6 separate regions of the Homo sapiens genome follow, and all the other regions are linked to region 6. A link is a contact called in ENCODE Hi-C or POLR2A ChIA-PET data. All regions are on one chromosome and are shown on one strand. The core of a region is the stretch at or near the end of the contact, and the rest is flanking DNA. Distances in the headings are between cores, read along the strand shown.

The links. Hi-C counts contacts between places; a loop is a spot of excess contacts on that map. ChIA-PET counts read pairs that join two places held with the same protein, here RNA polymerase II (POLR2A). Pooled maps may share reads with other maps.
Region 1: a map of naive thymus-derived CD4-positive, alpha-beta T cell shows a loop between it and region 6 (21-fold over the local background). The contact joins the promoter of TFDP2 here to the promoter of DIPK2A in region 6. A Hi-C loop is called at or near these places in 2 of 168 maps with a recorded cell type or tissue (both naive thymus-derived CD4-positive, alpha-beta T cell) and 10 of 50 pooled maps. POLR2A ChIA-PET finds 5 or more read pairs at or near these places in 1 of 52 experiments (AG04450).
Region 2: a loop to region 6 is called in a map of OCI-LY7, with 6 times the contacts of the local background. The contact joins the enhancer-like site here to the promoter of DIPK2A in region 6. A Hi-C loop is called at or near these places in 1 of 168 maps with a recorded cell type or tissue (OCI-LY7) and 8 of 50 pooled maps. POLR2A ChIA-PET finds 5 or more read pairs at or near these places in 2 of 52 experiments (OCI-LY7 and PC-9).
Region 3: a map of CD4-positive, alpha-beta T cell shows a loop between it and region 6 (12-fold over the local background). The contact joins the promoter of GK5 here to the promoter of DIPK2A in region 6. A Hi-C loop is called at or near these places in 2 of 168 maps with a recorded cell type or tissue (CD4-positive, alpha-beta T cell and ascending aorta) and 12 of 50 pooled maps.
Region 4: a loop to region 6 is called in a map of B cell, with 36 times the contacts of the local background. The contact joins the promoter of ATR here to the promoter of DIPK2A in region 6. A Hi-C loop is called at or near these places in 9 of 168 maps with a recorded cell type or tissue (B cell, CD4-positive, alpha-beta T cell, CD4-positive, alpha-beta memory T cell and 4 more), 4 of 37 single-sample maps with no recorded cell type and 20 of 50 pooled maps. POLR2A ChIA-PET finds 5 or more read pairs at or near these places in 3 of 52 experiments (activated B cell, naive thymus-derived CD4-positive, alpha-beta T cell and naive thymus-derived CD8-positive, alpha-beta T cell).
Region 5: a loop to region 6 is called in a map of B cell, with 11 times the contacts of the local background. The contact joins the promoter of XRN1 here to the promoter of DIPK2A in region 6. A Hi-C loop is called at or near these places in 6 of 168 maps with a recorded cell type or tissue (B cell, CD4-positive, alpha-beta memory T cell, CD8-positive, alpha-beta T cell and 2 more), 3 of 37 single-sample maps with no recorded cell type and 19 of 50 pooled maps.

Annotation. Positions count from the first base shown.
Region 1 is chr3:142,146,990-142,151,182 of GRCh38, reverse strand. It overlaps TFDP2 (transcription factor Dp-2), which reads left to right and starts at 1,639. Exons shown (of 13, transcript NM_001178139.2): 1 at 1,639-2,000. RefSeq lists silencers at 1,364-1,413, 1,524-1,733, 1,794-1,863, 2,094-2,143 and an enhancer at 1,494-1,994.
Region 2 is chr3:142,018,504-142,022,242 of GRCh38, reverse strand. The region is part of intron 3 of TFDP2 (transcription factor Dp-2); the gene reads left to right. Among named protein-coding and RNA genes, the nearest start is that of TFDP2, 130 kb to the left of the region's middle. Within about 2 kb of position 1,967, at least 3 of the 41 ENCODE cell types and tissues checked have a DNase peak (open chromatin) inside an H3K27ac peak, as active enhancers do.
Region 3 is chr3:142,223,208-142,227,102 of GRCh38, reverse strand. GK5 (glycerol kinase 5) reads left to right here and starts at 1,518. Exons shown (of 16, transcript NM_001039547.3): 1 at 1,518-1,794. The coding sequence starts at 1,648. RefSeq lists silencers at 1,335-1,574, 1,765-1,984.
Region 4 is chr3:142,576,355-142,580,078 of GRCh38, reverse strand. It overlaps ATR (ATR checkpoint kinase), which reads left to right and starts at 1,346. Exons shown (of 47, transcript NM_001184.4): 1 at 1,346-1,433. The coding sequence starts at 1,375. RefSeq lists enhancers at 996-1,095, 1,396-1,555.
Region 5 is chr3:142,445,815-142,449,559 of GRCh38, reverse strand. It overlaps XRN1 (5'-3' exoribonuclease 1), which reads left to right and starts at 1,523. Exons shown (of 41, transcript NM_001282857.2): 1 at 1,523-1,690. The coding sequence starts at 1,616. It overlaps ATR (ATR checkpoint kinase), which reads left to right. Exons shown (of 47, transcript NM_001184.4): 47 at 1-325. The coding sequence ends at 131. RefSeq lists enhancers at 1,526-1,805, 3,338-3,697.
Region 6 is chr3:143,969,686-143,973,696 of GRCh38, reverse strand. It overlaps DIPK2A (divergent protein kinase domain 2A), which reads right to left and starts at 1,874. Exons shown (of 3, transcript NM_173552.5): 1 at 708-1,874. The coding sequence starts at 1,364. RefSeq lists enhancers at 139-398, 1,407-1,987, 2,039-2,128, 2,399-2,508, 1,988-2,568 and silencers at 549-788, 1,279-1,928, 2,259-2,308.

The sequences.
Region 1 (4,193 bases), core at 390-2,889, 1.8 Mb after region 6:
ATCCATTTCCTCTGCTACACTGAGTTCCTTGAGGGTGGATGTTTTGTCTGTCTTGCTCATTTTTGTATACGTAGTACCTAGAGTGAAAAGTATTTGTTGAATATAACTTTAAGTTTTCTTAAAGTTATATTTTTTGTGGAAACTAAATTTTTATTGATTTGTTACTGGAGAATGTGAAGTAATCACTGGGGTTTTTGCATTTTAGAATCAGTCAGTGGAGTACTGCATTTGACATTCTTGGACTCTCAGGACTAGTTACATGCAATTATGCATACAATTGTCTCTCCACCCTGCCCCAGAGAAAGATCTGAAAGTGCTCTCTTACCTATCTCATCTCCTTTAGGCATTTGCTTAAATACCACCTTCTCCGTGCTACCTTCCCAGATCACTCTATTTAGGACTGAAGCCATTCCTCCAACACCTCTGCTTATATTTTTTTCCCATAGCACACATACCAGCATGTAATATAGTTTTTGTTTTACGTATTCTTTTGCATATTATCTTTCCCATCCTGCTAGAATGTAAGCTCCATGAAGGCAGGAGTTTTTGTCTCTATTTTGTCCACTGATGTCTCCCCATATCAAGAATAGTGTTTGGGGCCGGGCGTGGTGGCTCACGCCTGTAATCCCACCACTTTGGGAGGCCCAGGCGGGAGGATCTCTTGAGTCCAGGAGTTCCAAACCAGCCTGGGAAACATGGCGAAACAGCCGGGTGTGGTGGCGCGGGCCTGTAGTCCCAGCTACTCGGGAGGCTGTGGTGGTAGGATCACCTGAGACTGGGAAGTCAGGGCTCCAATGAGCCGTGATCCTGCCACCGCACTCCAGCCTCGGTGAGAGCAAGACCCCGTCTCAAAAACAAACAAAGTGGCATATAGAAGATCTATAAGATTTGACTGGAGTAAAATGAGAAAGATCTAATCGTTTTAATGCGCTGTTCACACGGGGTTTTTAACTTCGGCACGAACGAATGAACAAAATCTTTTCATATGGAACCAAGTGTACGGGTATTTGGGGTGTGTGCAGTTTCCGCGGGACAGAATGACCTGTCCTGGTTTGGGTATTAACTTGCCTTGATATTGAAGAACCTCCACATTCCCAGTGGTCTCTAACTCATTGTCTGAATAATTTCAAGGTGTCCCACAGTTGGCCCCACGCATAGCCTCAATCACGATCACTCGCCCCCCTGTCCCTTATTGATGCTCCCCCAGGGCGACCCCGCAAAGGCCTGGGGACCGAATGGAACTGCCCCAGTCCCCCTCCTTCCAAGAGAGCTGGGGTTTTCTGGCTTCGGGGTCAGTTGGAAAAGAGATTCCCACCCAAGTCGCAGGGTGGGAGTAGGGGGGATGAGATAGGAGTGATGAAGGAAGTGTGTCTAAAATTCTAGGCCTCAGGCCCGCAGCTGTCCCTGGAGGCGGCGGGGAAGCGGGGTGGTCGGGTCCTGCGGAGGGCTCCCAGGGAGGCCACAGGGGGAACCAAGGGGCGGTGGCTGAGTGCACGAGTCCCGCCCCTCCATCTGTTGGCCCCCTACTCTCAAAGGGAAGCCTGGGGGCGGGGTTTGTTTACTCCGTGCACGCACTGCCGGCCCGGCCAATCCGTGGGGAGCGGCGCCAGGCGTCGCACATTCTGAGGGCCAATCGGCGCGCACTGTGCTGCTCCGCCGCCAAAGCTCGCGCGGGGGAAGCGGGGCTGTAGCTGGGCAGGGAGAGGGCGGACGAAATCGGTAGCGATCTCGGCTGCGGCGCTGCCGCAGCTGCCCGGCCCGCGGGGCGCGCCCTGACCCTTCATCTTTGGGCAGGCTCGAGGGCGCGCGCACGGTTGGCGTTCTGGGGCCTCAAACTCCTGGGCCTTGACCGGGCAGGCCGCGTCTCCCCGGGTGTGAGTCCACCGGGACCCGGCCGCCGCCTAAGCGCGGGCGCCACAGAAGCGGCGGCGCCCGAAGACGCGCTCCTGGCTCGGCCCGACAGCCTCGCTTGGCCGCCAGTTCTTCTGCAGCCGAAGGCGGTAAGGTCTGGGGCGAGGGCGCGGGCCCGCGCGCGGAGGGCCTTTGGACCCGGCCGGGCGCGTTCCTGGGTAGGTTTCCCTCCCTGCGCACAGGGGCCCCCTTGTTCCCCCACGAGTCCCATCTGTTTAGACCTGGGTTCTCCAGGCCTGGCCGGGTAACCCGTGAGTGTCTGGGCCAGAGTCGAAAGCAGAGGAGGGTCACCCTCTTAGTGCATAGAGCAAATCGGGGGAGGTAACGTCCCTGAGTCACGCCTCGTGGAAGAGGGGAAGGGCTGCTTTCTACTTTCTCGTTCTCTTCAAAGAAGGATGGCTTCTAAATCTGGTTTTCCGATTTTTCCCTTCTCCTTTCATGACTCACAGGCCTCTGTGTCCACCAGGTGTTTTGTTTGTTTTTAAAGAGTTTCTAAGCTTTGTGTGCTTGGAAGAACCTCATATGCCCCATAAAGGAACTTTTCTCTGAAGTAGAGGATCGCTTTTTGGGCCCAGACTCCTTTGAGAAAATCTGGAAAGCCAAGGTCTGTCTTCACAAAGAAGTGTAAGGGTTTTCCTAGGATCTCGCTGAGAGACAGTACAACGAAGTGGATGAGCGCCCCAGTCTCTCTTACCAGCCTGTGCTATCTCCCATTGTGTGATCTCGGTTTCTTCATCTGTAAATTAGATGCATCCACCTATTCGGTGTGTTTCGGGGAGTGAATGGACTAATGTATGGAATGCAATCGTAAGAAAATCCTCCACGTATTAAATGCCTTGCATTAGTTAGGCACTTTTATTATTGACTGCCATGGATGCTGGTTTAGAAAAAGACCCTATATTATTTCCCTTTTAGTGTTGAGACAGTGAACGGGCTCATTCCTTTTCCATATTCACTGCTGAAGCTGCCTTTGAGCCCATGAATACTTTTATCTTTTCCTCATTCCATCTCAGAGGGCACAGACTCCCTCTCACTTATTTGCTTTCTTTCAGTAAGGCTCTCTTTTAGCTCAGCCTTCTCCTTCCCCTGTCTCCCCGAGATCTGAGTTTTGTGTCTTTTCATTTGACTTGCACAACCTACTTTTTTTTTTTTCTGGGCCATGTGTTTTCTCTTCATGGCTTGAATTTATCTTCACCTAATAAATAATTTACCTGTTTTTTTTTTCAGCTCGTGAATATATATTCATCTATTTTCTATATGGCATAATCATGTCCCTGTCTCTCTTTAAAAGTAGATATAAAAATAGTTTAATTGATCTATATTGCAGCTTCCTTTTCCATTTCATTGTTTAGCCTGTTATTTAGCTAAACTTTATCACTATCAGATTACTGTAATTAATCTTTAATGGCAGTGTCCATTCTCAGACAGCACCAGGAGAAAAATCAAATGCCTAGACCCCAGATTCTGTCACACTTGTGTACTGGCTCTGGATGTGTTTGTTATTTATTAGAACATCTTGTGCCTGTAACTAGTCTAGTCTAAGAGTAGACATGGTGTCTGTAGCGTTGTTCTGGCTGTGCAGTTGCAGTTTGAGCACTGTGGCCCTTACATTTGTTAATAAAAGGTTCAAGACTTACTAAACTCTTACTTTTCAGTTCTCTTCATTTCTAGGTGTTTAAAAAGGAAAGCTGAATTTTTGCAGTGTGTAATACTTCATATTCTCATTTTGTGATCATGTAATTCCTCCCACCCTGACTCTTGTGAATGTGTAGTCCAAGTGGCACATGGAAGTTTTTCTCTGGCAGCTAAAATTCTTAACTGTCTGAGCCGTGTGCCCTCAATATAACTGATGAAGTGGGATGTACTTCCTTGTCATCATCTTTTAAACTCTTATTGCAATATGTGTTATAATGGATCTCAGAAGAAACTAGAAGGCATAGATTGAGAGTTCTTTTAGATCATAGAATTTTAAATTGTAGTGGATTTTAAAGAGAATCAAATACACTCACCTCTTCATACTTAAATCCTTTCCGTTTTAATCTGGGATACATGACTCTAGGTGTGCGGCATGAATAGATATGAAAGTAGGCTTGTGAACTCTTGGAAATATTATGCAAAATTATGCATATTTGTATATTTTTTGGAGAGACTATTTATAGTGTCATAGTTTCTGAGGCAAAGATATTTGATCAATTCTTTTTTTTTTTTTTTTTGAGACAGGGTTTCTCTATGTTGCTCAGGCTTGTCTGGAACTCCTGGGCTCAAGTGATCCTCCCACCTCA
Region 2 (3,739 bases), core at 718-3,217, 2.0 Mb after region 6:
GGTGTCCAGTGGAGCTCAGGAGTGTGTGTTTTGAATAAGAGACACCTCTCTTCCCTTTGTAGTGAATCTTGTGATCACTCATATTTGGGAAGAACTGCCGGGAAGGATTGGGAGGATCAAGTTGTTTGAGGACATACAGTAAACTTCCTCAATTATTAATCAGAAGATACATTTCAAAACTAGGAAATTTTAGTTGAGCAGGTGGAAGAAAAATGAGAAATTGAACAATTAAAAAGTTTCCTTGACTGAATATGCTAACAGAAAAAAGATTTCAAAAGGACATATTTTAACTAAAGATAAAGAAGCCAATGAAAAACCAGCAGTATCAAACCTACAGATGAGACAAATGTTTTTGGGTGAACACTTAAAAAATTATTGAAGGAGAAGGGCCCTGCAAGTGACCTTAGTGATTTCTAAGATCTTTTAGGTTTGATGAACTAAATGAAACCAATTATAATATTCCAGATACCAGAGCTTGAATTGAGGAGTTTGCTTAAGCAATGAGGAGATACTGTTTAAATCTTGCAATGTGGTAAGATGGAGAAGAAAAAATGTTTTTCTCCTTTCAAATTTAAGAATTTAGGGCATTCATGGTTCTAGATACAAGAAAAGGAGGGAGCTAGCTAATCGTTTTTAGAAAGTGTCCCCTAAGTGAAAATGTTCAACAAAGCCAAGAGAACAGGTTTGATCTTCTAGGGAAAGTATGTAGGAAAGACTGACATATAAGATTTATTCATTTAGAAATATGACCATAGAGCTATAAATACACTTAATATTATGGTCATTTCAAGGATCCTTTGGAAAGATTCTGGTTAGGTGATCCATTTGGGTGAATCCTGAAAGTTCTCTATGTTCTGGCAGCTGCAGAAACATTCAGGCTTTTCCTTCCGTGTATGTGATATGTAGGAATGTGCGTGTCAGATTTTCTGTCCTTATCTTTGCACAATGGGATGCCTGATCTCCATTTAGAACCAAATAGAAAGAGGAAGGTTCCAGAGGTCACTTTAACCATTATACTTTGGAGATATTATGAACTTTTTTATCTTCTCTTTGTCACCCATCCCAATTATAGTGATGTTGAGGTCATTCAGTTAAAAAGTTTTGTAATAGTGATTAACTTTGTATTTAATCTTAGTGACTTTTGGCGAACATGGTTCAGTACAAATGCATCAAAATAAAACATAACAGTGGTGTAATGTGCATGTGCAGGTAGGTAATACTAGTTAGTAAATAAAGTGAAAACTATTTTTTTTTTTTTGAGACAGGGTGTTGCTTTGTCACCCAGATGGGAGTGCAGTGGCATGAACACAGCTCACTGCAGCTTCGACTTCCTGGGTTCAGGAGATCCTCTTGCCTCAGCCTCCCATATAGCTGGGACCATAAGTGTGTGTCACTACACCTGGGTAATTTTATTATTTTTTTGTAGAGATGAGGCCTTACTATGTTGCCCAGGCTGGTCTTGAATTCCTGGACTCAAGCAATCCTCCTGCCTCAGCCTCCCAAAGTGCTGGAACTGTAGGCATGAGTCATCACACCTAGCCTGAAAACTTTTTTTTTTTTTTTAAAGAAAAAGGTATATGAGTATATTTAAACATAAAAATGAAGGAAGTCAGAGTAACTGCAAAGTTTGTTTTTATTTCATTTACATAGGTGATGCTGTTGACCTACAGAGCCTGAGTTACTTTCTTCTTTCTTTCTTTTCCCCCCCGAGACGGAGTCTTGCTCTGTTGCCCAGGCTGGAGTGCAATGGCACCATCTCGGCTCACCGCAACCTCCACTTCCCGAGTGCAAGCAATTCTCCTGCCTCAGCCACCCAAGCAGCTGGGATTATAGGCACACACCACCACTCCTGGCTAATTTTTTATATTTTTAGTAGAGGCAGGGTTTCACCATGTTGGTCAGGCTAGTCTTGAACTCCTGACCTCCTTATCCACCCACCTTGGCCTCCCAAAGTGCTGGGATTACAGACGTGAGCCACCGTCCCTGGCCCAAGAGTTATTTTTGAAATACAGGTGATAGATATCCCCTGAGTCATCCATATCCTTTCTCCCTAGTCTACTTTGTTTTCAGTGGCATATATTGCTTTCTAGATGGCTGGCTAAAATTAGAAATACAGTCTTAAGGTTGTGAAATCATTTCTCTTTGCAAAACAAATTGCCCCTTCTAGAATTGACCTGTGACTTGACCTCTTCAGTACTGTATTTGAAGCTAATTGATAGTCTTTTACAGTAGTTATTAACAGATAGTTAAAAGGTAGTACAGGAAGGAAGGAAATGCTCTGACACTACTTTCTTTTTCTGACTCAGCTTATTCTTTTGTGGAACTGTTAATCATGAATGAAACAAAACCATGGGGAACTGACATATGAAGAGGCAGATCAGTGGAGCAGAATAGAAAATCAATAAATTGACCCAAATAAGTAAACTCAAGGTTGCATTTCATATCAGCATGGAGTGGATTATTCATTAAAAGTGGCTAACTCAGGGGGAAAACCTTGGATCTGTCACTTCTTATATCAGATAACTTCCAGGTGGGTCAAGGATTTATAATTTAAAATGAAGGCTTTAAAATTGTATAAGAAGATGTTGGGGGGGGTGTTTAATATAATCTTAGTATACATTCTAACTGCTGATAATTAATTTATAAGAACAGCATATCCAACTGGAAATATAAAACCTATACGATAAGTAAAATGCAGCATGTTTAAAGTGCATGTATAAAGTACACTTCCAGGGAGCAAAGGTAAATTTAGGAAAACCCTGGCAATTAGTCTCACTTCCTTCATTTTTATATTTAAACACACACAGGCCTTTTTAAGTTTGACACAAAAGTCATTAAAAAGTTACAAAATTGACTACATTCTTAAAAATGTGCAAATAGGCCGGGCGCAGTGGCTCACGCCTGTAATCCCAGCACTTTGGGAGGCTGAGGCGGGCGGGTTACCTGAGGTCAGGAGTTCAAGATCAGCCTGGGCAACACGGTGAAACCCCGTCTCTACTAAAAATACAAAATTAGTTGGGCATGGTGACACATGCCTGTAATCCCAGCTACTCAGGAGGCTGAGGCAGGAGAATCCATTGAACCTGGGAGGCGGAGGATGCGGTGAGCCGAGATCGTGCCATTGCAGTCCAGCCTGGGCAACAAGAGTAAATCTCCGTCTCACCAAAACAAAAAAAAAAAAAAAAAAAATGTGCGAAGAATAATATATAAAAGCAAACACTGTTCAATTGGGGGAAATATTTGCAGCAAGTATAATAGAATAAACGTATTTCTTCAATATTTAAAGACGTTCTACCAAAAAAAAAAAAAAAAACTCACCAAAAACCAATAGGTGGACATAATTTTCAGGAAGGAACATTTACATAACTTTTAAACAAAAGATGCTCAGTGTTCAGCCATACTCATAACAATATATTAAAACCAAAATAAGACCAAAATGAGTTACTATACTTAATTTTAAATGTAAAAGTTGTCAAAGAAAATAAAATTTAAAAACACATTGCCTGGGTGCAGTGGCTCACACCTATAGTCCCACTTTGGGAGGCCGAGGTGGGAGGATTGCTTGAGCCCAGGAGTTCAAGAATAGCCTGGGCAACATGGTGAGACCCTGTCTCTACAAAAAATTTAAAAATTAGCTGGATGTGGTGGCGTACTGAGGAGGCTGAGTGGGAAGGATGACTTGAACCCTGGAGTTTGAGGCTGCAGTAAGCTGTGATTGTTCCACTGCAGTCCAGCCTGG
Region 3 (3,895 bases), core at 269-2,768, 1.7 Mb after region 6:
CTTTTACCTTTTAATTGACATACCAGTTGGCACTGTTAAACGTTTTCACACAAAACATATATTCATATGTTTGCTAATTTTACAAAAAGAAGATAAGGAATATTTTCAGGCCCCGGCTTCACAGATTGCTGGTGGCAGTGGAGAGGTGGGTGGCGCAGGTGGAACCACCTCCCCACTACTTGCAGATCAGGACCCTCCCCGGGAAAGCTCCAGGCCCAGGAACCTAAGCCGCAAGAATCTCGAAATTTCCACAGGACACCTTGTTCCTTTTGGCCAAGTGTCTGGATGAGCCCATCCCCTTGGGCAGCAACAAAAGGTAAAGGGTCTCTGTGAGGCTTTCAGATTCCAAAAAAAAGCAACCGCTGGAGTGGAGTGTGATGGTCAAAGCAGCCACCTTAAGCTTTCTCCTTTCTTTCCCACTAGAGGGCTGAGAAAAGTCTTCTTCCTTGCGTTGTATTTCATTTGGCAAATATTTACCGCTTTGTATTGTGTGCAAACTTTACCAGGTTTTCTGGGAAGAGAAGTCGTGGGGAGCTCTCAGTTTGTTAATAAATATTAATACTTTTGGCCAAATTTTGAATTTTTTATGTCACTTGTTTTATTTCATTTTTGAAAAACAGCACTTTATTTCATTTAACTCTAGCATATTCAATGGCTGTGCATTTAATAATACTGAAATAAAGTCGCACCCAAAATGTTAGCAAAAAAATGGAAACTATATATGGTAGTGACCTCTACAAATGTTTTAAGCTTGAAAAATTCTGCACGAACGCAGACACAGGTTAGTCTGCCAAAGTTACTCAGATAAAAATTTCTCCAACCCTCAAGTCATAATCATAGTTGAGAAATGAATAAATGTGCCTTATGGCACCTCCAAACTTTTTGAGATTTTTATATAAACTAGCCTATACTTCTCTCCTTACGATTAGCATATGGGGTAGCTATTTTTCTTTAACAGAGATTCTTCAAATGTAGCTAGGGTTAAGAGAAACGCTGGCGCTGCCTCTCAGGAAGCTGGAGAAGCAAAAGAAAAAATTAAGAGTTAAGGGCCGCCGGGCTCGGTGGCTCACGCCTGCAATCGCAGCAATTTGGGAAGCCGAGGCGAGCGGATCACGAGATCAGGAGATCGAGACCAGCCTGATCAACATGGTGAAACCCCTTCTCTACTAAAAATACAAAAATAGCCGGGCGTGGTGGAGCGCGCCTGTAATCCCAGCTACTCGGGAGGCTGAGGCAAGAGAATCGCTTGAACCCGGGAGGCGGAGGTTGCAGTGAGCCGAGATCGCGCCACCGCACTCCAGCCGGGGCGACAGAGTGAGACTCCGTCTCAAAAAGAAAAAAAACAAGAGTTAAGGGCCAAGTCAATCCAACCGCGGCCGGCGACTGGAGGCTGAGCATGGCTGGCGATCTGGGGCTGCAGATCACGGCGCAAACCCGCTCACCTCCACCCCTCCCGCGCGGCCGCCGGCGCGCGCCCGTGGCGTCACGGCGTCGGGGTGGAGCCGGCGGCAGGGGCCAGGCCTCTCTAGGCTCTCCGGCTGAGCCGGGTTGGGGCCCGGGTTGGGCCGCCCGGGGACTCTGGAGCATTGGGATTTGTAGCGCGCCCTCTGGGTAGGCGGCTGTAGCGGAGAGGCGTGCGGGATCGGGATGTCGGGGCTGCTCACGGACCCGGAGCAGAGAGCGCAGGAGCCGCGGTACCCCGGCTTCGTGCTGGGGCTGGATGTGGGCAGTTCTGTGATCCGCTGCCACGTCTATGACCGGGCGGCGCGGGTCTGCGGCTCCAGCGTGCAGAAGGTGACTTGGGGGCGGGCGTGGGGCGCGGGTCTGACTGGGTTTCGCTGAGTCCCGGGGTCCGGCCTCGGGAGGCGAGCGGGCAGGCCCCACCTACCGCCCTGGACGCGGCCACCTGCAGCACCCGCGGGCCCTGGGGCCAGAACGGCGCGCCCAGACCGGCTGAGTCTTCGCGTTCCCTCCCTCGTCTGGGCTGAATCCCGCGCGCCCTTCCTGTCCAGGCTGAGGGTGCCAGGGGCCCGGTGTATGACCTGGGCCGCTCGCTTGCCTCTTGCCACCTGGGGAGCCACCTGTCCGGCCTTACCTGGATGGGACTGAGGTGACTCGCCGGACGGGACTGGGCAGGCTGTGCACATCCAGCCAGAGGGTGGTTTGTGAGTTGCTTGGTTCTTCCTGCACTTCCCTGATAGATCTCCCACCACATCTTTATTTACATTTTAATTTTTCAAAACTTTTTTTCTTTTTTCTTTATTATAGCCTTTGGACTTGTGCCTCAATAACTTTTCATATCTTTGTAGAATTTAAGTTTATTCTCTATTCTTCACTTGTCATCTTTATTAACTACTACTCCACAAAATGCTGGTTCCTTACGTGAGCAACTGATTGCCGTGGATATTAGAGGTATTGGGCAAGTTTTGAAGGCTGTGTGGTCATCAGTTTTCTATTTTCCATCTTTGAGAATTCATAAAATTCTTTATTTCCCCTCGTTTGAGAGACCTGCCAAATCATTGGTTGGTTGTTAGTAAAGCCTTGAATTGTTGATAATATTGGTCAGCAACCAACAAATTGATATCCTTCTGTTCTCATATTAATGAAGTGTTGATTTATACACAATTGTCAATGCACCAAAAATAATATTTATTTGTTATGGTGTTCTTATTGTTGTTCCTTTTTTTCTTTTGAGACAGGGTCTCACTTTGTCACCCAGGCTGGAGTGCAGTGCTGTGATCTCGGCTCACTGCAGCTTTGACCTCCTGGGCTCAAGTGATCCTTCCACCTCAGCCCCCCAAGTAGCTGGGACTACAGGCAAGGGGCCACCATGCCTGGCTAAATTTGTTTGTATTTTTTAATAGAGATGGGATTTTGCCATGTTGCCCAGGCTGGTCTGGAAATTCCTGGGCTCAAATAATTCACCCGCCTCGGCCTCCCTAAGTGCCAAGATTACAGGCGTGAGCCACTGCAGCCAGCCTGTTATGGTGTTCTTATTTTCTCTTCCCAGTACCAACATCTTTTTATGTTAGAAATTTGAGGGAGGGCCGGAGCCATCAGTTACCTAACCATTCCCAGCAGCACTGTATTCCCCCTTTTTCTCAGTGTCCCGTTCTTCTTCCCACCACCTTAGAGGTGTTTTTCTTTGTAGCACTTGCCCAGGAGCAAGGTCCAGCTAGAGTGCCAGTGAGTAGTGACTGCTTTGAGCATTTGTTCTGGGGAAACATCAGACTTCCTTCCATTAAGTTTTTCTTTTTTTTCTTTTTAGACGGAGTCTCGCTCTGTCACCCAGGCTGGAGTGCAATGGCATGATCTCGGCTCACTGCAACCTCTGCCTCCTAGGTTCAAGCAAGTCTCCTGCCTCAGCCTCCTGAGTAGCTGGGATTGCAGGCACCCGCCATCATGCCTGGCTAATTTTTGTATTTTTGTAGAGACAGGGTTTCGCCATGTTGGCCAGGCTGGTCTTGAACTCTTGACCTCAGGTGAACCGCCTGCCTCAGCCTCCCAGAGCACTGGGATTATAGGCGTGTGCCACTGTGCCCGGCCTCCATTCAGGTTTCAGGACCAAGACAGTGGAACTGGGATTGTAGCAGCTCCCTGGTCCCTTCTCTGGCTAGCTGTGTGGGAACACTGCCCACCCACCCACACACTATCCCTATCCCAGCCTGAAAAGAAAAATGAAAGGCAGACACCACCCTTCAGTGACTGGGTACTCATTACCTTTCTAAGAGTATTTATCACAAAAACGATACTTTTTAAAGTCTCCCTTATAATTCTAGACACAAAGTACTTTTAAGCACTGTTTTTTTGTTTGTTTTTGTTTTTCTTTTAAGGAATTGAAATATTTGGAACCAAAGGGAGAAATGAATTACTAGAAAATGCAAAGTTTCACAGT
Region 4 (3,724 bases), core at 97-2,596, 1.4 Mb after region 6:
AGGCTGAGGTGGGAGGAGCGTGTGAGGCCAAGAGTTTGAGACCAGCCTGGGCAACATAGCAAGACCTTGTCTCTACAAAAAATAATTAGCCAGGCGTGGTGGCATGTCTGTAGTCCCAGCTACTCAGGAGGCTGAGGCAGGAGGATCAATTGAGCCCAGGCTGAGGTGAGAGGATCGCTTGAGCCTGGGAGATTGAGGCTGCAGTGAGCTATGATTGCAACATTCATTGCACTAGAACCTGAACAACAGAGTAAGACAATGTATCTAACAAAAAAAAGAGGGTGAGACAGAATGTGTATATATGTTAGTCTATATGAGGCTCTTTGGTGTTAATTTGGCAAACACCTGAAGGAAAAAGGGCAATGACAGAGTGGTGTTCAAGGCAGAGAGTACAGCAAATGCAAAGTTCTTGAGGCAAGAGCATATTTGGCTGTCATTCCATCACTTTTTTCTTTAAGATACTGTATCGGTTAACTATCCTCATGTACCAAAGAACAAATGTAAACATACTGCATGACTTTGAGTGATTAACTACATAACTTTGACATGTCAACAATCTCTTATGGTGGTCATCTTTCCAATAAATTGAGTTGAGCTAGAAAATGTGTATTGCCAAAATCCATTGATTTACTTTAAAAATTAAATCACAGGTTGCGGATGCCCGTAATGGTGGCATTTCCACACACAGTACTGTTGCTGATTTGATGAGACACAAATATATTCCAACCCCATTTTCAAATATTAAAAGTTGGTAGGGTCCTCAACGAAACCTAACAGTGACTTCAAGTTGAAAAAAAATGCTTAAAAGGAAAAAAACAGGGAGAGCCCACCTTTTGGCCTGTATCTCTCAGAAAGAGGGACAAGAGCGGTGGGAACGTGAGGAACTTTTAAAATGTGAGAGCGTTACTCTGGGGAAACCTGGAGTTTACTCTTGGCCTTTACTCGCTGGACTGTCATAGTTCTCACATTTGTGAAGCGAGTCTGGGCTGGCGGCCCTCAAGCCCTATCCTCCCCCGATGCGGAAGTCTTGCTTCTCTGTGCCTCCCAGGCTTGAGAACAGCAGAGTCTGGCCGCTCAAAACGAAAGCTTCACGAACGTCGCTCGCTCGGTGCTGAGAAAGAAGCCTGACGCGACCCGGGAAACTTGACCGACGCACGCCCGCCCGCTTGCCCCGCCCCCTAACGGCTTCCCGGCTTCCCCCGGGTCCTATGCAGAAAAGACGCTGGGCCTGGCAAGCGGGGCCAGTAGCGGCTTCCGGGAGGAGTTTTGGCCTCCACACGGCTCCGTCGGGCGCCGCGCTCTTCCGGCAGCGGTAGCTTTGGAGACGCCGGGAACCCGCGTTGGCGTGGTTGACTAGTGCCTCGCAGCCTCAGCATGGGGGAACATGGCCTGGAGCTGGCTTCCATGATCCCCGCCCTGCGGGAGCTGGGCAGGTAGGGCTAGGCCCAGCCTGGGTCCTGCATCCTCCTCCGCTGATTCCGGCTTGGGTTTCACGTGCTCTCCCCTCCCCTGCTGCGCTATGGCTGGGATCCCCTAAGCCCCCGCTGCGGCCCTTGTGGAGATGCTCCGTGGCTGATTTGGGCGCTTCTCCCTCAGAGTGCCCGTTGATAGCACATGGGGCAGTCGCCACAAACCTGCGGGAAGCCGGTCCGTGGGGGAGAGAGGCGTCTGCCGGCCCTGGTTTACCACTCACCCCGATCGAGAGTTTGCTTCCTGCAGCTGGAGGAAGAGTCCCTGCTGATCGCTTTCTGGTCACTTTTCTACACTCATTTTCTTCTCGAAAATCTTTTTCCTTAGACGAGGGACTTGACCCATCAGTTTCTGTTCTTTGTGATCACTCGTGGAGGAATTGGTTTTTAGCCTTACATTTTGTCCCCAAACTGCCCTTGAAAGAAAATCACCGCTTCTCATTTTCTGCAAGTGACATCACTTGCTGGAAAAGGCAGTTTTTTTCTTTGAAGTGAAGTCATAGTACATACTGAAGATGTGACCTCCCTCGTATTGATCGTCCAGTTCCCGATCCGTTATTTTAGTCAGAAATTGGAGAGATAGACCCCTGGGTCCACAAAATCTCAGCGTGCACAGAGTGTTGCCAAAATTTGGAGACAATTTAATATTTCATTTGCAAATGCATGTTGTCTGTAAACCTCATGAAAACCAGTATCTTACCACAAGGAGGGAGAGGTGTTGATGGCTCTCACACCTCTTCAATACACAGGCAGGCTTCCCTGAACCAGGCCTAAAGACTCGGTAGAGCTTGTTTTGCTTTGTTTGTTTTAATTCTACACTACTGCGAACAAGAAATAAATAAGCTTGTGCTGCTACCGCAGTTAAATTATCATTTGGAATAACTGCTTCCCAATTTCTTAAACTGTTTGAAAACTTTCCACACAAAGTCAAAGCTGACATTAAGCCAATGGGATAGCTACTTCTCTTTCTTTTTGCAGCGCAGTTGTGTTCATTTCCACTGGTTGGCCATCCAAATAATCTAGTCTCAATATATGAATAAAAGGATAAATGAAGGGACCATTCTTGTCGTAACTGCATCACTATTTTTGAGTGTGTGAATTTTTTCCACTTATCTGTGGCAAGTATACTTTGTGTTTAGTTTATAAAATAACCTCTACCTCTCTAAAAGAAGAGGAAGAAAAGTGATCATTGTAGGAAGTTGGTTTACAAATTTCATCTTTCAGGCTCATTGTGAAGCTGAGTATATTTTTGCCACTTTGCTTTAAAGTAGAATTAACTGGTTAATACTTCTCTTCCCTCTTCTGTCTTCCTCCGTGAGTCCTGTTAATAAAAATAATTGGTTCTTGGATTATATATAGTCGGTTTCATCAGTAGAGTTTATGTTACCTTTCATTTATTTGTAGCTATTCCAAGAGAAAGAATAGAAAAACTGACCCACAGAGAGTTGTCTAATAGTTTTTAATTGTCATGGCTTTTTCATTACAACTACTTGAATCAAAAAAGCTAATCAATTTTCATAGTATATCCATGACATAGAATGAAACAAGTGTTACCACTGTTTAAGAAAAAGGGACAGAGAAGTTGAAGAACCAAAGGCACAGCTAGCAGATAACAGAGCTAGGTTTCAGATTCAAGCTTTCAAGGCCTTTTCTTCCAAAATGTTTCCTCTTAATTGACTATGGCAATTAGACTACTGAAAAAAAAAGATATTAGTGTTCTAATTTATGGGCTGCTCTTCCTCAGTCCCTCAGATAAATTTTGTCCTATTGTTTTTTTGCTATTAGCAGTCTGCTCTGCATAATCTTGCTAAATGACCTTTCCACTCTCCTGCCTTCAACTATAATCTGCTATTTGATGACTACTAATATGTTTCTCCAAATCATGTCTTCTATAGAATTGTATATTTACTGTATACTGGTAGTTTCACTGAGTGTCCTATGTGTAGTTAAGGTTCAGAATATCCAATACAAATTCCCCACATGTCCTAGCTTTCACAAGCTTTCTTTTTTTAAATTAAAAAAATTATTTTTCTCTTATTCATTGAAGTAGAGATATCTCAGTACATGGCACCATATTCACTTAGTTCTCCAAACTGGAAATCTAGAAGTCATTCTTAACTATTTTCACATGTGCTTTCAGTCTATGTCCTTGGCCCTCTTTTAATCTGTGCTGTCTTCCCAAGTAATCTTACCTAATCTCATGGCTTTAAATGTCATCCATATGCTGATAACTCCCAAATTTATATTTCTAGATC
Region 5 (3,745 bases), core at 274-2,773, 1.5 Mb after region 6:
TAATCAAGACTCGAAATAGAGTGACAGGACTGCCGTTATCTATTGAAGGACATGTGCATTACCTTATACAGGAAGCTACTGATGAAAACTTACTATGCCAGATGTATCTTGGTTGGACTCCATATATGTGAAATGAAATTATGTAAAAGAATATGTTAATAATCTAAAAGTAATGCATTTGGTATGAATCTGTGGTTGTATCTGTTCAATTCTAAAGTACAACATAAATTTACGTTCTCAGCAACTGTTATTTCTCTCTGATCATTAATTATATGTAAAATAATATACATTCAGTTATTAAGAAATAAACTGCTTTCTTAATACATACTGTGCATTATAATTGGAGAAATAGAATATCATGTGTTCTTATGGTCAAAAACTATATTTGCAAGAAACAAGCAAGTCTAATTTCATTTTACAACTTCTATTGATTTCCTTTTAAAAGTCCTAGCTATTGTAAGGATTCACTTGAAGAACAAAATTATATGGAATAAATACTGTGGGCAAGGCGTTGTGCCAGACTTGTGCATAGAGCTACCCTCTCCTGCCCTCCAGGAAGTGACAGTCTAGTAAGAGAGATATATAAATATAAATAGCATATCATTAAGTTCACTTAATAAAACTTTGTTTTAAAGTGTGATAGGGAAAAAATATAAGCCAAGAAGCGTGAATGTGAAAACGAAATAAACATTCTGTAATTTGTGTGATGCTGCCATACTGCAGTCCCAGAATGCAGAATCCAGTGGTCATGAAAGACAGCGATACTTAACATTTCCTGAGATCTTAAAATCCAAAAAGTATTAAATGTTTAAGGTTTTTCTGTAAGTTTTCATCCAGAAGACTTAAATACAAAGTAACGGGTTAATACATTCAAATAAGTGGAAAACTCTTACATTTAAAACTGATAATTTCACTTAAGTTGATAGAACTCTCCTTTGCTGTGCGGTTGAAAGTGTGATGGGGAAAAATATGATAAACCCGGATGCAAGAATGTCAAAACTAAACATTAAATGATTTCGTATCCAAGGTCTTATGTTAACAGTTGCGGGGGGCGGGTACATGGGAAATTTTTTTGAACAATTTGGAAAAGAACGTTTTTAAACGTATGTATTAAGAAACGTAAGTTTAAATTCCTCAGAGAAAAAAAATTATTGACAAAACAACAAACTAAGCCAAGTAAATCACCAGATCTTTCGAAATCTGAATGAAAAATACTGAGATTAGCAACCCTAGGAGACAAGCGGAACAAAAATCAGTGTTCGATACCCTTCCCACACCTTCGTACGGTTTTCATGCCACTTCCAAATCCACTTAGAAAGCACAACTCTATCATGGGGCATTTTCGCCCCTAAGTTGCAACACACCAGCAAACCTCCGCAGATTCCCTGACCGCCACTGGACAGTACCGCGGCCCCGGCCGCGCGAGGCCCGGAGGGCTAAGCCCCGCCCCTCGGACGGCCTCGGATCCTGCCGCTCTAGGCCCGCCGGGCGCTCTCTATGGTCGGCCGGGCGGTGTGTTGTCATCCGCGGAGCGACGACCGGAGGCTGCGGCGGAGCCCCGGCGGGGCGTTTGGTTTCGGTTTGGCCCTGACTGGGATTAGTGTTGACGATCGAAATGGGAGTCCCCAAGTTTTACAGATGGATCTCAGAGCGGTATCCCTGTCTCAGCGAAGTGGTGAAAGAGCATCAGGTGGGTGAGCGAGGGGCAACGGCTCAGAAAGCCGAGGACCCGGGGCTCCGCGGCCCTCTCCACCTTAGAGCTGGGGCTTTCGAGCCACCTCTTTCCCCTCGTCGTCTGGACGATTAGTGGCATTAGGGAGGGGGACGGAAGGTTTGAGGACGCCCGGATGAGCCGAAAGGGGCTAAGGACGCAGGTTGCCTGTGTGTGGACAGAGCCGCTGGGTTCACGGCTTCTCTGACAGCTCTTGCTTCTGCTGGTCCTTCCGCGACTCCGAAATGAAGTCCTGGGAAAGAACGCTTTTACTGTTCTCCGGTTTCCTCCCGGGGAGCTGCAAGTTGCCTTTTTCCTTACAGAGGCTGCGAAGCTGGAGTGGGTGTCCTCGTAGGTTCCCCCATCCCACCCAGAGCGGCAGACCCACTTACAGACGATAACAGCCGCTTCCGCACGCAGTCACCTTGTTTACTTTCCCTGATCTAGAGCGCGGCCCACCCGGCCCCCGGAGCCTAGACTTTCCGACGTGGCTGATGGTCATATTGGTGATGCCTTTTGTTACTTTCTGTTATTTCAAAAGCAGCACCAATCCCCTGTTGCCAAAACAAAAAACTCTTGGGCCAGCTGGGGAGTGGGGCGTAGGACCTTTTATTTGGAGGCCTCACTGTGTGACAGAGGGGGTTGGGAAACGAATTGATAGAACATTAATACTACTAATAATATTTGGCATGTACTGACCCCAGGACAACGTTAATGTGTAGATTCCGAAAACGTAGTTTATATATTGGAACTGTGGAAAGAGAGGAGAAAGCAGTCGTCTATTAGGTAAACTAGACTTTGGGTGATACTTTGGTGTTTGTCACATTTAATGAATTTGATCTCTTTTCTGATGCTTTACAGAAAAAAAGCTTGAAATTTGTGTAGCTGATTGAATCAGTTGTGATGGGTAGTATTGTAAATAGCCTATTAAATTATGGTTTAATCGGCATTTACGAACATGAAGGTAGTTTACTTCTGGAAAGGAGTTTTTGTTGCTGGATTCCAATCAGATTTGGTAGATGAGAAATAGACTACAAAAAGTTTCCAAGGTTAGCTTATCTTGAATTTATTTGAAACATAGATTGAGTTAGGTTTAGAGAGGTATTTTTTTCCCCCGGGGAGGGCTAAAAAGGAAACCAGTACATTGCAGAAATGGAGACAACCAACTTTGGCTTTTCTTGCATCCTTCAGTCAGTACCTGCTATATATCAGTCACTTTATCTCTAAAGTGCAAAAATAATGCGATTGTTATTCGTGATGATTTAATACATAATTTGTTCAGTAATATTTTTATTCTGTAGTCTGTGGCACAGAATTTGGTTTGGTGAAAATATCTTAGATTCTCTCCATCCTGAGGAATTTTGTTACTGAAGAATGAAAATCTCTTTAATGCAGTTTTATGACATGGACACTAAGGATAGGTTTTGTGAAAGCTTTATATAGAAACTGGGAGGAGAATTATTTTTAAATTTCACTGTAAATAAATTTTAAAATTTGGTTCATTGTTGTGATACCTTTCAAAAATGTTTGATTAAAAAGAGACCAAAGGTTATCAGCTTCTCTGTTAAGTAGAACTTAAAGATGGTAATGCCTAAATAAGTCACAGGCATTCAAAAGCTAGTCCTGGGCGGGAAGGATAGGGAGAAGAAGTAAGTTACGGGAAGTCAGTGGTGTGGCCTCAGTAGCATAGGTTTTCAGTTTCTCTGAATCATCTTGTAAAAACAGAAAGAGAAACTAGAAACCAAAGTTTAAAATCCATAAAACAATTACAACAAACCATGTGACATGCTATCCCCATGAAACTCAAAACATAACTAGGTGAGGCAAACTATCAATAGTCTCTAGACACCGTTGATATTGCCATCTGTGCAAAAGCGAGAAGGAAGCAATGGGGCAACATCTGATGAACCTTAGAACAGAATTCCAGAATAGCCAGCGGTATCCACTAAAAGACTGTGCTGGCCAATTAGATAGCGGTAGCTGAAACAGAGGAGTTTTATTCACTCCATTATTGACTGGGTGAAGGTCTACCAT
Region 6 (4,011 bases), core at 625-3,124:
AGGGCAGGTCACAGGATCAGGATGAAAACGTCTGTCTGGCCTTAAGCCCTCCCAGCCCCAAGTCCAACGCTGCCTTACTTTTCCTGTTTCTGATTCTAATCCCACCCAAAGCTCGGCTCACAGATTAAACCCACCCCGACCACTGTCCCGTTCTCCGACTTCATCCTCCCCAACTTGTCCTCGAATTAGGTGTCCAAATGACTGCCAGGTAAATGAGCGAAAACAAAGACTCTGAGACCGAAGTTAGGCCAGCCACCAGCGCCAGAAAAGGAAGAGCGAACGCGGTGTAGAACACTTCAGAAGAACTAGGAAAGGTCCAAGGGCTCGTGAACAGTCTGCGCCGCGGACCTGCAAGCCCCGGCAGATAAAAGCAGAAAGGCAGGGTAGAGAGCGGAAGGAAACTCGCAGTAGAGACATTTTGGGGAGTGTTAAGAGACGCACTCCCTCTGGCGTTGAAAGATCCACAGTCAAATCCGAAATGCGCCCGAATCTAGGTAACAAGAGCAGACTCTCCATCAGCGGGGTCGCCCTCGGCCTCCCTGCACAGCCCCGGGGCTCCCCCGGAGACGCCCCTTCCCACGCCTGCAGCCTGGCCCAGCCCGGCCGAGTCCGAACTGGCGGCAAGCGCTGGCTGAGCCACTTCTCCCGACTCTGATTCCCACGCGCGGCCCCTCCCAGGACGCCCCCTGCCCTGGCTCCGCGCCTACCTGTAGCACCAGCGGCTCGGGGTTGAAGGCCAGGGTCAGCAGCAGCTGCATGCGCTCCGAGTCCTTGAGGTTGCGAAGCAGGAAGCTGCCCGAGTCCTTGGTCTCCGCGTAGCGGCGCACCAGGCGGTCGAGAAGGCGCTGCGAGGGGCAGTGCACCAGGTCCGACCAGCCCTCCACCGCCTCGGGCGTGAGCAGACGCACGTCGCCGTTGAGGCGCGCGAACTCGGTCCGGGGCATGGCCTGCAGCAGGTCGCAGCGGGGCCGGCCGGTGGCCCGCTTGCAGATGCTCTGGTCGAGCTGCGCCAGCTCGCGCTGCGAGCCGAGGCGCTTGAGCACCACTCGGCGGCGGCCGCCCTCGCGGGGCTCGCCGTACTGCGCGAAGTACACGTTCTTCACGTTGAGGAAGTCCAGCAGGCGCAAGCGGCCCCACGCCTCGAATACCACCTGCCCGTTGAGGAAGCGGCGGCACCAGCTCGTGCCGAAGCACGCCGGGCACTTATTGAGCTGCAGGAAGCGCCGGTCGGTCAGTTCGTTGCGCTGCCAAGAGGCGAGCAGCGACGGCGAGTGCAGCACCATCAGCACCAACAGGCTGCCCAGCGCCGCCAGCTTCAGCGAGCGGGACAGGCGGCCCAGCTTCGGGGGCACCAGGCGCCACATACCGCCCGCCCGCCCGCAACGGGAGGGCGAGGGCACCCCCGGGGCGCCCCCGCCGCGCCAAGACCCGGAGAGCTACCGGCAGGAACCCCGGGCGAGAGAAGGAGCTAGCGCGCGGGCTGGGGCGGAGGGCGGAGTAGGTGTGTGAGAGAGGAAGACGGGGAGCGGGAAGGCGCGGGCCTGAGCGGGCTGCGACTTCTCCCAGTCACTAGTCTCCACAACTCTCGAGCTCCCTCCTCCTAGCTCCCCGCCCTCCGACTCCGGCGGCGCCTCCTCCACGCCAGCCAAGTTATAGAGGAGCGGGAGGGGGAGGGAGCGCGGGGACCCGACGGTCGCGCGCCCGTGCCCGCGCGCACGCGCACTGCTGGCTTCGCACAAGAGCTGCGGCGGCAGCCAGCCACGACAAGTGGGGTCTGCGAGGAAAGGAGGGACTCACGGAAGGGGAAGAGGAGCTAGGATGTCTCACACCCACAAGCAGCAACGCACGTCTCAGAGCCGCACACCCTTGCTTGTGCGCGCTGGCTCTCCTGAGACCAAGAAGGGGAGCCGGGGGCGGGGCCAGAGGGGCGGAGCGAGCGCGTCGCGCGCCGCCCGGAAAGCGTAAGCGGGAGCTCGCGGGAGCGGGTGTGGGGGCGGTTCAGAGAGGGGGAAGCTCGGGCTCTTGAGGTGGGGGCATGAACTCGCGGTTTCTGGTTTCAGAAAGAGTCTTAATTACAGTCATCTTTTATGATTATTGTGGTTTACTGGTGCGTTCCTTTCACTATTGTGGAAACGGCCCTTTAAGGGAGGAGGGAATAAGAAGAAATGAACTGAGGAAGTCTATTGCAAATCCTTCCCTCTGGACGGCGCGCGAGGCGGAGGCAGAGCTGGCGCGATTGCCTCCCCTCGCCTTATATGGGTTGGGTGCGCGCCTGGGGGGTGGGGCGAGGCCGGGGAGTGCCCGACGGGGGCTTGTGTTCCCCTCAGCTCGTGCTCCTCGCGGTAGGGGGTGGGGCCTGTGAGGAAGACGGTGAGAAAGGCTCGAGTAGTGGCGGGTTTGTTGGAGCTTCATCTTTGGGGTTGTATCTGTAAAATCATTTAAAATTTTCTTGAGTGAGCACAAAATAAAGTTCTCAAGCCACCGTGTTAAAGGGAAAATAGGATGAAGGGGAACCGACGCGGCCTGGTGTCGCCAGGACGTCTGCCCCAAGCGCCGCGAAGAAGCCGGGAAGAGTTTGCCAGGCTTGCCTCTGCTGCCCGCCGGCTGCCCTAGCCCGTCCCCGGAGCCCTGCGGTTCCTCTCCGCAAAGCTGATTTCCCGGTGCCGCCCCTGAGGGTCCCTGAGGAGCGGGCCGCGAAGCGTTGCCCTGGCGGTAGCCATGGGGACCCGGGGCTGCTTGGTGCTCCGCACGGTCACGTTGACTCAGTCACCCCAGACTGCAAAAGTAAGGCGCAGATGCCGCACGAAAGCACTGTGTTTAGGGATAAGTTTCAGGGGACCCGGACTGTTTAGCAGTAGCGCTAGTAGATACATTATTATGCTATTCACTTTTAGTGCTAGAGTAGTTAAAATGAGAAGTGATTTTTAGTCTGAGGGACAGGTGGTTCCTGATACGTTATTAAACAACTGAGTCTTAACTGAGTTAATTTTAGGGCTTGAACAGTGCTTTTAGAAGACCATGGTAACTGGCATGTGTAGATCAACTCTACAGCGGGTTAATAAGAAACATCTATACCAGGTTATCAAAAGTAACAATACTTTCAGTATTGTTTAATTGTAACAGGTATTTGTTACAAATTCTTATAAGAACTCAGATTTTGAAAAAAAAACTTTGAGAAATTTAATAAATTCAAAATAGACGTGATTTTGTAACGATTTGCATTGAATACGGACAGACAAATTGAAATAATATTCAAAGCTTTCTAGAAATTGACTTACTGTACTTAAGTTTGGCTACTTCTGCCTAGTGCCTTATGCCGCCTTTGGTGGGAATTTTATTTAACTTGCTTTCAAATATCCCCAAACTCCATATAATATAGAGTTAAAAGCTCAAGTGAGATTTTCTTAGGAAAAGGAGTTTGGTGTGATGGTTCTGGAGACCTGTGCTGTAGTTCAGCTGTGAGGCTGCTGCTGCTGCTGAATTGTAAACAAAGCAAGTTATTACTTAACTACAAATTTCTTCTTTCTGACATCTTTTCTATATGCCTCATAAATTTGTTCGATTAATAGTAGACAATCTATTTAGAATTGGTTTAAAACAATAAAAGTACTACATAAGTTGCCATTAAACTGATTAAGCTGAGAGAACCGGGGCATAGTGAGACTATTTAGGTAACTAGTAACAGGATTAAGGAGGTACCTGTACTGCTTCTTTGTATCGAATAGGTCTTTGGAGTTCTTAAACTATTCTCAGCCTCCAGATGCTTGGAATTGTATAGGCATCATTTGAAACATGGAAATAAAACACGGTTACTAGTCTACACAATTTGAATTTTGAAAAACATTTGCTCTGCATCTAAGTAGTTTACATTTGTTTAAAAGCTCTGATCTTTTCAGTTAAATTTTCTAGATGTTTATCAGGAGAGATAGTTTTCAAGAACTTAATACATTCATCAAAAGGAAAAAAGTCTTAGAACTATACAAGATAAACATATAGTGTTCCAAAGTGCCA